Regions from separate parts of the Mus musculus genome. Here region 2 is linked to region 1. A link is a loop called in an ENCODE intact Hi-C map of the cell type or tissue named here. Cell type or tissue: left cerebral cortex. All regions are shown on one strand. Links, peaks and the distances in the headings refer to the core of each region. The heading gives the core; the rest is flanking DNA.

Evidence for each region. Hi-C counts contacts between places; a loop is a spot of excess contacts. Peaks named below come from ENCODE experiments on the same cell type or tissue, not always from the same donor. Only the 100,000 strongest peaks of a DNase experiment are listed, where the experiment ranks them.
Region 2: it touches region 1 in a loop (5-fold over the local background); 19 of 42 quality-filtered maps call a loop at or near these places.

What each region holds. Positions count from the first base shown.
Region 1 is chr8:70,837,777-70,846,095 of GRCm38, forward strand. It overlaps Arrdc2 (arrestin domain containing 2), which reads right to left and starts at 1,944. Exons shown (of 8, transcript NM_027560.1): 1 at 1,352-1,944; 2 at 1,203-1,269; 3 at 918-1,065. The coding sequence starts at 1,625. It overlaps Kcnn1 (potassium intermediate/small conductance calcium-activated channel, subfamily N, member 1), which reads right to left. Exons shown (of 10, transcript NM_032397.3): 10 at 5,388-6,785. The coding sequence ends at 6,540. In left cerebral cortex, for the core only: CTCF peaks have their summits at 1,184, 3,470 (motif pointing left) and 6,945 (motif pointing right); DNase peaks (open chromatin) are centred at 1,949, 2,920, 3,468 and 6,950; H3K4me3 peaks cover 1,384 bases; H3K27ac peaks cover 1,709 bases.
Region 2 is chr8:70,760,038-70,768,356 of GRCm38, forward strand. It overlaps Mpv17l2 (MPV17 mitochondrial membrane protein-like 2), which reads right to left and starts at 884. Exons shown (of 5, transcript NM_183170.2): 1 at 683-884; 2 at 331-501. The coding sequence starts at 869. It overlaps Ifi30 (interferon gamma inducible protein 30), which reads right to left and starts at 6,626. Exons shown (of 8, transcript NM_023065.3): 1 at 6,472-6,626; 2 at 4,883-5,065; 3 at 4,728-4,757; 4 at 4,682-4,726; 5 at 4,510-4,602; 6 at 3,690-3,842; 7 at 3,091-3,144; 8 at 2,736-3,003. The coding sequence starts at 6,594. The coding sequence ends at 2,938. 6330537M06Rik (a long non-coding RNA gene) reads left to right here and starts at 1,078. Exons shown (of 2, transcript XR_003947402.1): 1 at 1,078-1,151; 2 at 5,888-7,538. Pik3r2 (phosphoinositide-3-kinase regulatory subunit 2) reads right to left here. Exons shown (of 16, transcript NM_008841.3): 16 at 8,139-8,319. In left cerebral cortex, for the core only: a CTCF peak has its summit at 3,490 (motif pointing right); DNase peaks (open chromatin) are centred at 496, 1,024, 3,516, 6,106 and 1 more place; H3K4me3 peaks cover 2,554 bases; H3K27ac peaks cover 1,453 bases.

The DNA of each region.
Region 1 (8,319 bases), core at 140-8,139:
TTTGTAGACCAGGCTGGCCTTGAACTCAGAAATCCACCTGCCTCTGCCTTAAAGGCGTGCATCACCACTGCCTGGCCAACCCTATCTTAGGAAGCCAAAAGTTGAATAAAAATTAAAAATAAGCCAGGCGTGGTGGCGCACGCCTTTAATCCCAGCACTTGGGAGGCAGAGGCAGGCAGATTTCTAAGTTCAAGGCCATCCTGGTCTACAGAGTGAGTTCCAGGACAGCCGGGGCTACACAGAGAAACCCTGTCTTGAAAAAAACAAAATAAGTAAATAAATAATAAAAACAAGACTAGATGTGGTGGCACCTATCTTTAGTCCCAGCAGGTATATTTCTATGGGCTTAGTTAGGGCCAGCCTGGTCTACTCAGTGAATCTCAGACCAGCCAGGATTACACAGAGAGAGACCTTTCTAAAATTAAAAAAAAAAAAAAAAGTCGGGCAGTGGTGGCACATGCCTTTAATTCCAGCACTTGGTAGGCAGAGGCAGGCAGATTTCTGAGTTCGAGGCCAGCCTTATCTACAAAGTGAGTTCCAGGACATCCAGGGCTATACAGAGAAACCCTGTTTCAAAAAAACCAAAACAAAACAAAACAAAAAACAAAAACAAACAAGAAAAGAAAAAGAAATAAAGCAAAACCCAAAACCAGTAAAGACAAAAGCAAACACAAAAACAAAAATAGCCCTATCATATCCTGCTTTCCAAATGGGGTATCTGAGGCTGGGAAAGAGCAAGATACCTTCCCAGAGGCACACAGCAGGTGAGCACCCTCAGAATTTGCACTTACCTATAGTGGGTTTTAAACTCACCACTAACTCCTGGCTCCCTGTTACAGAGGTCATTTGAGACCCTCAAATCTAAAAGGTGTCAAGCAGCCAGGCTGGACCCCAACCCCCATGGGGCAGCCACTTGCCAGCAGGGCAGGTGTGTTTATGTCCACAGGTTCAATGACAGTGAACACCTTCCGGGCGCAGCGTGCAGGGACCCATGGCCGGTGCAGAGTGGCTTTGATGGAATAGCGGACGCTGCCGTGTTTGCCCTCGAAGGATGTCACCAGGGAGCTGGGGTGGCAAGAGTGGGTAATCAGAGGATCACTATCAGGAGATAGTGGGGTGAAGGGCATACAAGAGGGATGTCCCGAGAAGTCAGGGCTGAGGGAACCCTAGATGCCCAGCCAGAAGGCGACAGTGGGGCTTACATAGGCAGCTGGAAGCTGAAGGGAAACTCGTGGCGTCCAGCGGGAAGCGTGGCGATATCCCCCGAGTCTAGGAACAAGACCCGGGGCTCAGCGGACGTAGGCCTGGGAATCGCATGCTCGGTGCGCCCCAAAAGGTCCCCAGCCCGTACCTGGCGCGAGCAGCGTGGCGCGGTGGTTCACGACTTCCACGCGCTCGCTGTAACTCTGAGTATAAGCAGTGCTGGAGCCCGCGCTGCGCGACTCCGTCCAGTGCGCGCGCGCGCGGCCCCGAGCGCGCAGCCTGAGCGCGCCCACGCGTGCCGCGCCCGCAAGCTCCAACAGTACCCGGCCTGCCACGGCCTGGCCTCCGTGGAACACGGGCTCGGTGCCCGTGCGCGCCCCGTCTATCTCTACTACGAACGCCTTCACCTTATCGAACAGCATTGCGGTGACGGTCGCGAACCCAAAAAAGAGATCGGCCAGGTGCTCGAACCCGCGAAAAGAAAGAGCTAGAGACTGCGAACGCAGCGGGCTCGAACTACGTACACACACAAGCGGGACAACAGGACGGAAGACCGCTGGGGACCCGCAGCTGCGTCGCACTTATAGGACGGTTGGAGGGCGGGGCCTGAGGAGAAGACCGCACCTACCGGAAGAGACTCCGCAAACACAGCAGTAGGGAACGGGACCCCAGAAAAGACTAGGCCAATAGCGCGGCGAAGGAATGGCCTGAGGAGAAAGCCACACCTTCAGGAGAAGACTCCACCAATAGCGCGCTGAGGAGGCGGGGCCTGAAAAAGCCTGGTTCTGCTGAGAGAATTAGGCCAAAGGCTCCACGAGGGCGGTGGCCTGATAGAAAGCTCCCCCCCCTACAAGGGACCAGGCCAATAGCGTGTGAAGGGCGTGGTCTGAGGGGGCAAAATCAGCTCCTGCGAGAAAGTCAGTAGCATCGAGGGGCGGGGCGGGGCGGGGCGTTAGAGAAAGCCTCGCCTACCGGAAAGAACTTCACCAATAGCGCGGTGGGGCGTGGCCTCACGAGGCTCCAGACAAAATAACCCTTGCTTGGTTCTGAACCGGAGCCTAAGTGGGAGGTGCTGCAGCGCGGCTCTGCCGCCTTAGGTCTCGCAAATACACAAACAAGGAAGCCCAGGAATAGGGAAACTGGTCTTAGTCACCCAGCGTGACAACTGTCACTATTTTTTTTTTCTGTTGCTTTTTGAGACGGGTTCTCATGTAGCCCAAACTTACCTGGGACTTGAGACAGTCCCCCTGCTTCTGTTTACAAGATTGGCCAGTAGTTTTGTGTTCCCTTGGCTAGTCTGGAACTCACTGTGTAGACCAGGCTGGCCTTGAACTCATAGAGGCGAGGTTGCCACTGCTTCCCGAGTGCTGGAATTAAAGCTCAAATCGGATTTCTGAACCCGAAAGCTTTATTTTCTTCTGAGGCCAAGTCTCACATAGCCTCCAATGCATCTCGTACTCTAACCAAGCCCGATGTTGAATTTGCCATCCTCCACCAGTCTTCCAGAGCTGACTTGATAGGCGTTTGCCTTAGTACCTGACTGTTTCTTAAACTTAAAAAAAAAAAGATTTATTTATTTGTATATGTATATGAGTACACTGTAGCTGTCTTCAGACACACCAGAAGAGAGCCATTACAGATGGCTGTGAGCCACTGTGTGGTTCCTGGGAATTGAACTCAGGATCTCTGGAAGAGCAGTCTGTGCTCTTAGCCACTGAGCCATCTCTCCTGCCCGGCCTGGCTTTTTCTTATGTTTTCAGACAGGATCTCACACTGTAACCCAGGCTGCCCGGGAACTCAAGGCAATGGAACTCCGGTGTCAGCCTCTTAGATGCTGGGTTCGCAGGTGTGTCCACTAGGCCAGAACCTCCCAGCTTAATCATCAACTCGCTGCCGCCTGCAGACCTATCTGGGGCACCTTTTTTCAGGCCCATTGTTTCCGGCGATGCGAATTGGTGGGGACAGGGAAGTGTTGGTCCTTTCCCCCCCCCCCCGCATTGGGCACCCCCATTCAACCTAAAGGACCCTGGCAAGGGACAAGGAGGATGTGCCTCAATTTCCACTTCCATAAGGCCTAGGGGAACTTAGTCCCTCAGATCCAGAAAGGGATTGCCGTGCATAGGCAGCAAATCCAGGAGACTCTGATATTTTGAGTCAAGGGCTGCAGTGTACCTGGGGATAGGGAGACCCTTCTGGAATGTAACAGGAAGAATTGCTCCTGCAGGGAAACCTGCCCGGCATTTGTAGACACGGGCACCCCCTGGTGGACATGGGATGTACTGCGGCTCGTATTCACTCCTGAGCCCAGCTGTGTGAACGAACACAGGTTCACAGCCTTATGAACCAGGCTGCAGCACCCCCTGCCCGCAGCCTGGAGAGGACAAGGCGGCCTGGAGGACCAGAGAAGTCCCACAGGTCTTGGACTAAAGAAAAGTGCGGGAATTGAAGACGCCCCCTCCCAGAGTGAGTGTACCACACAGATAAGTCTCGGAGACCAGAGAGAGGGTTTGGCCTTCGCCTGGAGTCACGGAGTAAGTCACACCCCACCCAACCCCACCCCACCCCGTGTGTGTTAGAGGAAGTCCTCAGTGAAAGTCTGGGTGGCTTCAGGATTTCCTTTGAGTCACCTGGAGAAAAAAGTTTCAACGGGGTCTCTTCCTGGCCCACTGGACAGACGCTGACTTCCTTCATCCAACTGAGGATTTATCTGTTTAGAGCAGCTGGAAGCAGATGTGGGGCCCCGCTTCTGACCTGCCTATTTCACGGTCCGGCATAGTGAAGCCTGGCTTAGCTGAGTGAGTGAGTGAGGGGCAGGGAGCCCAGAGACACCACATCTGCCCTGCAGGCACACAGCAAGGCTCAGGGATAGGAATGCCCTAGGGGTCTCATAAGTGAACTGGGAGGGGTTATGACCCGGATTCACAGTGGAATGTCTTCCATTGCAGTCTGCCACAGGCTCCTTCCCAGTGGGAGAGATTCCCTTCCTATCCACAAACACCATCAGACCCGCCCCCACTTCAGGGACAGACCCAGAGTAGCAGACAAGGCAAGGTAAACTGAGACAGAATTCGGGGTGCACACACGAGAAGCTTCTTTGAGAATCGGGACCCCCTCACCTGGAGGTCCTAAACAGGAGACTCTCTAGCCCATCCTGGGTTTCCACAGATCCTGAATCCCCTGCTTTAATTGGGAGTGTTCCACTGTCAACCTCTATTTCTAGGTTGTCACAGGCCTGAAATAGGGACATAGTCCAGGCAGGAGGACTTCATCCAGGATAGATGGGCGTCCCTATGTGAAATCCTAACTCTGGGAGCCCTTATGATTTTTGTGACAGTATATGTTAGCTCAGGCTACCCTCAAATTATGAGGCCCTGATCCTCCTGCCTCAGCTCCCCAGTGCTGGAATGACAGATATGTGCAGCCACATCTAACTTTTTAAGAAAAGTCTTGAGAAAGGGTCTCTCTGTGTAGCTCTGGCTGGCCTTGAGCTTCTGGAAATCCACCTGCCTCAGCTTCCTGAGTGTCTACTGCTTCTGCGAGCTCACCTGGAAGTAACATCTGCTGGTGTCACAGGTTGTCTTGGCTGCGGTGAAGTCACTGGCCACGGCGTTCACGCCTACGCTGCGCTCCAACCGCGCACCACCACCTCAGGTGCTTGCACATGCAGCAGTGCGGCTGCCTGGAACATCACCAGCCTGGCAGCCGCTGCCCCCGACCCCCGCGGCGCCCGAAGCTGCGCAGGGAGCCCAGCTGCATGTCCCACGAACCGGGTCCCTAGACACCCGGACTTCCTACTCCATGACGTTGATTATTAAGTCCGGGGCAGGGAAAATGTGTCCTCTGACCGAGGCGATCTGTGGCCTCACAACTGCGTTTTATTCTCTCTCTCTCCCTCCTTCCCTCCGTCCTTCCCCCCCTCCCTTTCTTTTTGGTTTTCTGTATAGCCCTGGCTGTTCTGGAACTCACTTTGTAGACCAGGCTGGCCTCGAACTCAGAAATCCGCCTGCCTCTGCCTCCCAAATGCTGGGAGTAAAGGCTTGCACCACGCCAGGCCATTTTATACTCTCATTTAGCCCCAGCCCGCCTCCCGGTGATGCACAGACCTTAGAAACACGCAGCGCGCAGTTGGAATCTGAAGGACCCTGTTGTCCTCCACGCCCAAATGTTTCACCAGAATCCCAAGTCACCTACAGCCTTGTTTATTTCTGTGCCACCCCACGTCTTACACTGTATACACTGCAACCCACCTGCCTTTGCCTCCTAGGTGTTAGGAATAAAGGCATGTGTCACATTGACCTGCCTTGTTTATTTCTTCTGGACCTGTTTTGATCTCAGTCCCCTTCCTGATGGACAGGAGCTAATACTGGGCTCAGAAGGGGCAGGATGGGTCCATGTTTCCCAAGCCCTCATGGGCAGTCTTAGGAAGGAGGGGGTATTTATTGAGCACCTACTGTCTGACCCGTGTGGGGGTTGGGTTAGGCCTGTTTCCCACAGCAGCAGGGGAATAAAGCCTGCCCAGGTCCACCCCAGAGCTCCACCCCACAAACTTATAGAATCCAAACTGGGCCTCTGGGTTCCCACACAGGTCCACTATCTCCCAAGACAGGTGGCTGAAAGTCTGATCAGAGGACACTGTGACTTAGGCTGCTCTTGATAAGCCGCCCATGCCTGTGAGGTGTCTCAGTGTTCCCCAAGTACCCAAAGTCTGAAGCCTAAGGTCTGAAGTGACCGTGGTGACTCTGCTCGTCTGTAACCCTGGCCTCTCACCCTCCCGTGTGTCCTTACTTTGACATCAGGATCCCCAAGTAGAATCTATCCGCTTATGCTGTTTAACAAGTGTGTTTGCCTCAGACCATTGCTGTGTGGCTACAGGCAAGTGGCCTCACCTCTCTGAATTCTCATTTGTTTGTATCTTACTCCAGTTAGATAGATCCTGAAGAAAAGCCATTGTTTCAGTCCCTGTATACAGTAGATACTCAATGCATGTGCAGTGACTTTCCACGTCTGTCCCCGTCCATTAAGGAATCCCCAGGTGGGGTCATCTACCTCCTCTGGGGAGATGTTTGCAGCCCCCTGCATGTCAACAGAAAGCGGGCTGGAAGCTCCTGATTTACTTAGAAATGTTGAGGCCCCTGCTACTACTCCTTGCCCTCCTGGGGCCTGGGACAGCTAAGGGGACCTGGATCCTGTGGCCCAGCCTCAGAAGGATGAGTGCCAGTCCAGTCGGCTCAGTTCACCCAAGCTTCTAAATGCAGTAGTCCGGAGGTCCAAAACGGCAAGGAGCTAGCTGTGGCCACACGATGGCTGAGATGGAGCAGTCTAGCGGTCAGCAGCCATCACCCACAGTCTGATCCCATGGTGGGCAGCCAGTGGCTTTGTGGGCTCTGGGTGGCTGTGGCCAGGTGACCAGGCCCAGGCCAGGGTGGTGGTAGAGGGCATATGGCTTGGGCTATAAGGCCTGGTAGAGCCTGCAGGGAGGCACCCAGGACATCCAGTCGGCTCTCCAAGGCGGCTAGGCGTGCCTCCAACTCCTCCTGCTGGGCCTGCAGCTCTGACACCACCTCATATGCGATGCTCTGTGCCTACAGAGATGGAGAGACAGACCGAGTGATAAAGGGAGGGACCAGGAGATGGCTGAGGGCAGAGGGCTAAGGACAGTAGGGGCCAGCATGAGGATTAAAGAGCAGGGGACTGAGCAGTTTTTGTTCCAGCAGCTCGCCGGCTGTGTGACCAGCAGGGGGCGCCAGAGGTGCAGAGTCCCAACACAGGCCGCCAGGGAGCTGGTGAACATGTCAGGCTCAGATGGAGCTAGAGAATGGTTTTCTTCTTTGGGCCACCATGGCTTTGCCCAGACTGTAGCTTACCTGTCCCTACTTGTCCAGAAACCAGGATGTGACATTTGAAGACACCCATAACTGTTAGCTCATAGCCCTCTCTGGTATTGTTTGTTTGTTTATTCATTTATTGAGACAGGGCATAAATAACCATGTAGCCTTGGCTGGCCTGGAACTCCCTACCTGGACCAGACTGGCCTCAAACTCAGAAGCCAGAGACCTGGGATTAAAGGTTTGTGCCGCCAGACCCAGCTTGGCTTTATTTGTTTGGTTGGTTTTTATTTATATGTATGTGTGTATTTCTTGAGACAGTCTCCAGGCTGTCCTTGAATTTGAAGCAATCATCCTCCTGCAGCCATGTGAGTACTGGAGTAAACTATGTGAAATGAACCATTATGACTTCTGAACTCTAGAAGCTGAGGCAGTGTAGCGTCCCCCAGCGGTGAGCAGGCTGGCTCAGACCTGTTCTGCCACTGTGAAGGGGACCACCTGGGGTGGAGACTTCCGAGACATAGCTAGGTCTAGTGTTCTGCCCCCTCTGTGCTCTTCTCCAAGATGCTGCTGCCTGCTGACAGGCTGAACCTGTCTTCCTGAGCCGATCCTGAATAAGCAACAGCCTGGCCACCAAGTACTGACAGCCTGGCGGCAGAGCAAGGAGAACCTGGAGTGTTGGAGGATGGCCCTTTCACCTTTATAAGCTCAGACTCTTAAGTAAACTTTGGGCCTTGATCAGTATCTTGTCTTGGTCTCGTTATTTCTCTCACCATTTCCTCCCATACAGCCCCAGCCTCCGATTCAGGAACCCGGTTCGTGTAGCTGCAGGCAGCTACAAGGCAGGAGGATCAGGAATTCTAAGTTGTCCCTGGCTACACAGTGAATTCCAGGATAGACTGGGCTACATGTCACACTGTCTTAAAAACAACAAAAAGGTCGGGCAGTGGTGGCACACACCTTTAATCCCAGCACTTGGGAGTCAGAGGCAGGTGGATTTCTGAGTTCAAAGCCAGCCTGGTCTACAAAGTGAGTTCCAGGACAGCCAGGGCTACACAGAGAAACCCTGTCTCAAAAACTCCAAAAAAAAAAAAATGGAGGTTGGAGGTTGGAGAGATGGTTCAGTGGTTAAGAACACTGACTGCTCTTCCAGAGGTCCTGAGATCAAATCCCAGCAACCACATGGTGGCTCACAACCACCTGTAATGGGATCTGATGCCCTCTTCTGGTGTGGCTGAAGACAGCAGCAGTGTACTCACGTACATATTAAATAAATAAATATTTAAAAACA
Region 2 (8,319 bases), core at 121-8,120, 78 kb before region 1:
GGGACTACATGTGAGTCTCTGTCTCAAAATGGGGACAGGAAACTGGGCTACTGACCAGTTGGTAGCAAACTCAAGGCAGCGAGAGTACATGATGCCTCCTAGAACAAAGCAATCCCAGTACTCGGGAGGCAGAGGCAGGTGGATCTATGTGAGTTTGACACCAGCCTGGTCTTCAGAGCAAGTTCCTCCAGGGCAGCAAGGTCTACACAAAGAAACCTTGGGGGGGGGGAGGGAAAAAATAGAAGAGAAGCCCCGTCAGCACTCCCCTAAGCACAAACCAGGCTCTGCCCATCACAACTTCTGAGTTCTCAAAGTCCTGCTGCTCCTTACCCAGGAAGTACCAGACGCCCAGAATGGGAGATGCCACCGTTTGATCCACTAGCACCTTCTTCATCACACTCGGGAGGCTTCGTAGGCCCGACGCGGGGAGGAGGCGGTCCAACCACAGATACCAGAAGTGTAGGAAGGGGCCCATGCTGCAGCCCACGGCGAACATGCTGGCTGCGGGACAGGGAGAGTCAATGGCAGAACCTCCTGGCGAGGTGCAGAGAGACTGACAGGACCCATCAGAGTGGGTGCCAGGTCCCAGAGTGATTGACAGGCCCCAGGAAGGTGGGTGCCCGGTCCAGGTGACCGCTCGGTCTCTGGGGGTCCCTCTCGTTCGCGCACAGGTCCCTCTCACCTGAGCGCCGCGCGCTGAATCTCTGTCCAGGCCGCGCGCGCACTTCCCAGACCTGTCGCGCGCCATCGCCCGCGGCCATGAGCACGCCGCAGCCCAGTGTGTTGGTGAGGAGCAGCGCGCGGCCCTGGAACAGCGGGCGCCCCGCAGCCAACGCCTTGCGAGCCCAGCGCCAGCCTCCCAGAGCCATCGCCGCTACAGACACCAGGGAGCCGCGGCAGCCGAGCGCCGGGCCCGCGCCAATCACATGCCCCGCCGAAGAACCGCCCTATTCAGAACGGACCAATCCAAAACCCCAAAGCTCCGCCTCTCAAAGGAAGTGACCAATCGTCCTCAAGCGTTGCGGCAGGCCGCTCACGCCGAACACGGGAAGTCCTATTTTGCTTTACCCACTTTTCTGCTCTCAGCGGACCAATGGGCAAGCGCACATGAGTCTCGCGGGCCTCCCACCCCTGAGCCGAGCTGACCAATGGTAGGTGGCTGCCTCTCGCCTCGCCGCCTCGCCCACAAAGCTTCCTGGGAATGGGCGGGGCGAGGGGCATTAGCAAAGCTGCTGGACTTGACCTTGGCGTGACCTCTCCTGTGCCAGCGAAGCTGCTCAGGCAAGTTCATAGACACCGGTCTAACCTCAGCTATTTGAGACCTATGCTCATACAGCCCAGGCTACAGCCTCCACCGCCGCGCCACACCTCTGCGTTTCGAAGACTGAATAGGAGTTCATTATGCAAAATTCATGTATTGATCTCTTCACAGCAACTTTGTGTCACTCTGGAAACAAACATCCTTACTTCCTTTATTCTTTAACCATACACAAGACAAGCCACTAAACTGTTGTCCGATGCCCAGGTTTTCGAGTATCTCACCTGCCTTTTCCAGGAAAGTCTTATTTATTTCCTACAGTAAACACATGCTCCCGACCCCCCTTTAAGTCTCTGCCCCATCATAGGTTTTATAGTTACGTGTTTATCCATGAATTTCTGTTCTGCCTAAGGAACTCCTATTCATTCTTCAAAGCCCAATTCTAAAATGCCTATCCTCATTATATAGACTCTACACATCCCATCCTTCCAGTCTTCATTCCTCCCCTGGCCTATCCTGGCTTCACTAAACTAGTGACAGGATTGGTTCTGCATTTCCTGGACAGAGGACTCATTGGTAACTGGTCCTTGGCATCTTTAGGTGTGAAGGTCAATTCTGTCAATCAGACAGGATCTAGAGTCACCTTGAAGACAACCCCGGGGGCATATGAGATGGTTGGTCTAGAAAAGTGGTTCTCAACCTTCCTGATGCTATGACCTTTTAATATAGTTCCTCATGCTGTGCTGACCCCCGACTATAACGTTTTGTTGTTAGGTAATTTTGCTACTGTTATGATTTGTAAATATCTGATATGTGACCGCTGTGAAAGGGTTGTCTGACCTCCCCCAAGGGGTGTGGACTCACAGGGTGAGAGCAGCTGGTCTAGACTGTTAGCTGAGGTGAAAAGATTCCCCCGACCCAGAATGTGGGTGGCACCATCCTATGTGCTAGAGTTCTGGACAAATTAAAAAGTTGCAAGTGTCTGAGCAGTGGTTGCCCACACCTTTAGTCTCATCTTTCAGGAGGCAGAGGCAAGTGGATCTCTGTGAGTTTGAGGGACTTGGGGACAGAACAAGTTCCAGAACAGCCAGGGCTACATTCTGTCTCCACCCAACCCCTCCCACCAATAGGATGAAGTGGGTGGAGCATCAGCATTTGCCTGCTTGCCTCCTGACTGCATACAGTGTGACTTCAAGCTCCTGTCTGGACTTACACAAACACACAGACACAGACACACATAGGAGATGGGCTATAGACTCTCACAAGGTGAGCCAGCATACACCCTTCCTTCCTTAAGTAGCTTTTGTGTTTTGTTATACAATGAAAAAAGTAATTCCCAGAGACTGGCATTTTTTTGGCTTTTCAGATGGGATGAACTCTAGGGTCTGGGGCATTGAGAGCTGAGCAGGTGCAGTACCCTGGGTTACAGCTCCACATTAAAGACAAAAACACAAACTCCAACTCTAGGAAAAAGGAATCACAGGAGTATAGATGATTTATTCTATGAATTTAAATTTAGCACCATTTGAAAATAAGGCAAGATCCTTGTCTCTGAGAAGTCTGGAGTCTGGGCTTTGTGGGACATGTGCAAGGTTTTCATAGCGAGGCAGCAGCTCTTGCAGGTTGGCAATTTGAAGAAGCTGGGCAGTTTTTCCTGGGACGAGTTTGAGGTTATGCCTTTACTTATAGCAGACCTTCCTGGGGGAGTCGGCAATGGAGGAGCAGATGTCTGGCTTCTCCGTTCCCTGGAGGGGGATGAAAGGCTAGGAATGGGGGACCTCTGGGGAGACTCAACCCCCCTAGATGAACCCCATGATTCATGCCCAGCTTACCTGGTACAGCTGACAGACTATGCTCAGGAGCTCGCTGGGGTCCTTCAAAGGTTTCTGCATATCACAGGAGACATGGGTAAGCACAGCTGGGTAAGAGGAATGAGCCTGGGAGCTGACGTAGGGGGATCACTGATAGTTCCAGAACACTCTCACTTGTACTGACCTAGGCAGGGCGGCTGATCTGTCACTCTGCTTTGGGATCTTTCAGACAAAGACTCTTGTGTATGAGGCCAGAGCTCAAAATGGAGGATCTTTGTTGTCTTTTGTTATTTTGGCTTTGGTGTCTTTTTTCTAATTAAAATCTTATTTTTAGATTTGTTTATCTTATTCATGTGTAGGGATGTTTTGCCCCCAAGTATGTGTGTACACAATGTTTATGTAGTACCCATGGCGGCCACAAGAGGGCGGTAGATCCCTGGAGCTGGTGCTGGGACTCAAACCCAGGTCATCTGCAAAGAGGGCCAGCTTTCTTAACCACCGAGCCTGGAGTCACTGCTGTAGCAACACTCAGTGCTGGGGAATACACCACCATGCTTTTTACATGACTCTGGGGCTTTGAACTCAGACTGTGCTGCCCTGGCTGGCTAGAGAGTTCTTACCTCATTGACCAGCACCCAGGGCACATACTCGTGGGGTGGGTGTAGGGCATCTGTGAGCTGGGCATTCTCATGCATGAGCTGTGTGCCCCGTTTTCCTGTGGCGCACTCCATGATACTCTCTGGTGACACCTCAGGAGCATACACCTGCAGGCACTGTGAGAAGAGGGGGACACATTGTTCAGTCATTTCGCCATCAGCCCCCAAGTGGCCCCAGACAGACCTCTCCCCTCTCACTGTCCGTCTGGGTGGAGGTTCCTTGAAGCTGAGTCTTTGGGTGCTCTTGCCTCCCAGTAACACCGGATTTGCAGCCTCTGCCCCCTGGTATCTCATTATCTCAGGGCCTCCTTACATGCCGATCCCTCTGCTGGCAACACCCTACTGTTCCTTGGTGTCTCCTTGGTGCTCAGGCTCCTTGACTCTCCAGTCCTACCAAAGGAGTCGGGCTGGGAGTGTCCCGCAGGCTCCAGGAGGCTGGGAGGCCTGACGTTTGTTTGATAAGCCACAGTAGTGATTGGAGAGCTGTGAACCTTTGGACGTTATTTCCCACAATGCTCTGGGAAGCAGGCTCGGCCTGGCTTATCTCCTGTCACCTGTGTCTTGTGTCTACAAATAGTGAAGATCCCAGGCTTTGCTCATAGACCTAAAGGTTTTCCTGTATAGAAACTACGTGAGGGAAAGTCACGCCAAGGGCTAGGGGTGTGACTTGGGGAGGAGCCCTGCCTAGAACCCCCCTAGTGAGGGCCTGGGGCGTGGCTCAGGAATGGATCCCCTGCCTAGATATTGGAGCCAGGGCGGCACAACCTCCCACCCAACAACTCACCGGTCCCAGTTTCTTCTCCATATCATCCATCTCCTCCATACAGACGATGGTTAGGAACGCTGCCTCCTTTTCCAGCTTATCCAGCAGACAGGCCTGGAGAGGCAGGCAAGTGTTGTCCAGAGAAAGTGGCCAATCCCGCCTCCCTTCACCGCAGGTCCGCACTCCAGCTTACCTCCACCATGTTCAGTCTACACTCCAGCTCCCCGTGCTGGCACGTGGAACTCCCACGTACCGCTGACATTTCTCTCCTGCAAGATAGCAATGGATCTTGGTGAGCTCAGGTGACTAGGTGTTCCTGGTGAGCTCAGGTGACCAGGTGTTCCTGTCCCTTGGCATCCCTCCTGCTTCAGTTTCTTTGCCCCGCCCCCAGTACCTGTGCATTCCCGTAGGGCACCAGGGTGATGTTCATGATTTCCATCACCATCAGCCAGGTTGGGAACAAATCCCGGACGAGGAAGTAGCGACAAGCTCCACACAGGGACTCATAATACAGGCTGACTCTGACAGGTGGTGAAGGGGGCAATGGGCGTGGCCCCAAGAGGCACACATCGTGGGCCTGAAAGGAAGAGAGGTGTCTGGTGAGGTATGGCCCCGGTCACCCCTGAAGAGGGCAGCCCTATGCCAAGACCCTTATAGTTCGTTCAGCCTTGTGGCACTGGGGACTAAAGGTTTCTTTGCACGTGTTGGGGGAGCAGTCTCCCAGTGAGCCACATCCCGGGCCCTCTGAGGGTTTTTTTGGGGGGGGGGTTTAGAGACAGGGTTTCTCTGTGTAGCCCTGGCTGTCCTGGTACTCACTTTGTAGACCAGGCTAGCCTCGAACTCAGAAATCTGCCTGCCTCTGCCTCCCAATTGCTGGGACTAAAGGCGTGCGCCACCACCGCCAGGCTTTTTTTTCCCCCTCTGAGGTTTTCGAGACTCTAGATCCTGTTCCGCAATCACAGTTTATCTACAAAACGGAACCTGACAGGCTCTCAAACAGTAGGTGCTCAGCGAATGCACAATCTTTAACTATATTCAGGAAGTGCTAAGACAACACTAGCACCCGGGAGGCAGAGGAAGAGTTCCAGGCCAGCCTGCTGTACATAGTGAGTTCCAGGACAGTCAGCCCTACACTGAGACTCTGTCCCCTCCATTAACAAAACAGAAAACCAAACCAAATCAAAATAAAGTAAAATAAAGTAAAAGAAAAAAAAAAGATATGCATATTTCTAGTTGCTGCTCTCTCGCTCAGCTTTGTCTGTTCAGAGATGCACACTCTGAAGCCAAATACATGCTCTCTCGCTTGATCTCTCTCCGTCCCTCCTCCCTCCCCACCTCTGTAATTTTGCGCATCACAGCGATGCCTTTCACCCACGAAGACTCTATTCTTCCTCTCCAGGGACCCAGGGAAACTTCACCCAGTCTGATGCCCGACTAGACACAGAAGGTGCCTGATGCGTGCAGAGACTTCCGGTCCCCGGGGAGGGCGGGCCGAGTCTGAGCAAGGATCTAGGCGTGCGGGGCATGTGTTTGCTCCAGGTCAGAAGCACGCTAGCCCCCTCTCTTCTTCGGCTGGAACGCACACCGTAAGCGACAAGAATTGTGTGAGGGTGGAGACCAGACAGTGATTCAACAGGTCTGGAGCAGAACACCCCCCCTCACACACATACACACACCCCGTGCGCGTGCCCATCCCTCAGCTCTTCACTCAGACATATCCGGTAGGTGGTTGATAAATGCTCAGGCAAGGCGGGCAGGGGATAGCTGCATTTTTCAGACCTGAGATGGGGAAGAGAAAGGACGTGGACACGGTACTCAGAGTTCAGGGACTGGATTAGGGGTGGCGGCCCTGGGCGTGACAGCTTTCCCTGAAGACATTGGAGTTCCCCAAAACGAGTTCACGGAATAAGTGCAGAGAAGTCCCTAAGCTGACAGACTGGCGGGCATCTGACCCTGGGCCCCTTCCTGCGTTGCGGTCCCTACCTTGCAGGTGGTTGTGCCTTCGGAGGATGCTTGCGAAAGGGACGCAGTGGCTGCTCTGGGAACCTCGAGTGGGAACAGCAGAAGCAGAAGGGACAAAAATGGTAGGATCGGAGACCAGGACATGGCTGCGGAGGAAAAAGCTGGCAGGACTGCTTGGTCAGGCCAGGAAGGCGGGAGACTTTAAGCAAGTGGAGGCCCCACCCACTAAGTCCACGCCCCATCCAGGCTCCTTCTAACCCTGGGACTCCTTTCCTGAAGGCTCCGCCCCAGCCAGGTGCTGGTCCCAAATCACGAGGCCACAAGACTCTGTCCAGCCTCCAGTCCTCCGCGGCTAGCATGTCTGGTCACGTGAAGTTTTTGGATCAGGCATGGGAAGGGGGACTCCAGACAGTGACGACCAGACCGAGGGACAGGAGGCTCATGTTCTTCCCCAGAGCCCAGCGGAGGTGGGGGAGTGACACATTCTCATCACTAATTCTTACTGCCATGACTCCAGGTCACAGCAAGCCAGCCCCGCCCGCCCGGCACATCCCCCCACCTCCGCTGATTCAGGCCACAGCAAAGAAGCTAGCTTAGGCAGGGCAACTTCCCATCTCTGGTTCTGGGCCCTGGCTTGGGTTGAGGACATAGCTGAGGTACTTGCTTCCAGCAACTGAGTGTGAGACTGGAGATGTGCCTGGACTCCAGACACTGTCCTTTTCCATCAGCTGCGGTTTCCCAGTCTGTGAAATGGGGTGCTAGTGACACATGACTGTGGATAGAGTCGCCAGGAAAGGATCATGCTGTGAGAGCCTCTGCACCAAGTCAGTTTGAGAATTGAACCCTGGGTCCCTGGAGCAGTGACAGGCCACAGAACAGCAGCACCAGCAGGAAAAGTTCCAGCTCCAAGCGTGAGAAAACCGGGTTTTCTGTGTAGGAGACAGCAAGCTAGAGGGGATGGCGATTTGGGATGGCTACATGCTGAGTTCTGTTCTAACCAAGTCTTGATTCCAACCCTCACCCCTCTGCAAGCTGGGCAGAGACCACCCCTGAGGCCACGAGTACGGATAACATTTGTTTTCTCTTTTGTTGATTTGTCTCCCCAGCTAATAAGCTTGTGATTGTGCCTCAGCTTCCCAGGCTCTGGGGTCACAAGGTGCTGTTTGTCTTAGGTCACTTGCAGGATGCAGCATGGACCAAGGCCAACTGAACCCATAGGGTAGTGGGTCAGGGACGGGTTCTGTCCGTTACTGTCCTAGCTGAGCCTAAACGCGCTGGAGGGGGAATGGGAGCACTTGGCAAAGTACTCATGGGCTTAAGTCTTGATGTGTTCCTACCCTAGTGCAGGACTTTTGCTAATGAGCACAGATCCTGGGGTCTGGTCAGCAAGTGTGCAGAGGGCCAGAGCTTGGTCTCCCCTCACAAATCAGGGAGACTAGGGACAGGCGACACCCGCCTGGGTGGCTGGGAGGTTGTTGCCTTTCTTCCTGATGAGGAAGTTAAGGACGACATGGGCGTCACAGCTTGTGTCTGTCCGAGCACCCTGGAGCTGGGGCAGCAGAAGAGGGGCTGTTCTTGGGTTTAGGGTCCCTGGCAGGCCAGGACATGGGTATGGGGCATGGCCACTGGCAGGACAAAGTCTGTCGTTCGCAACAGGGTTTAGGAATTCCAGTCCCCAAAGACACTCAGCCAACAGGTACAATGTTTCATATTCGTATCAATAAATGTACCGTACAAAACCTGCTGCCCATCCGCCCTGGGCAGGTATGGGGTCCAGGGAGCAGGGACACACCCAGGGCCCTTGTCCCAAAGGGGAGGCGATTGCACAGTCTGGAGAACAGCGCAGGGCCTGGGCGAGGGCCAGAGTTT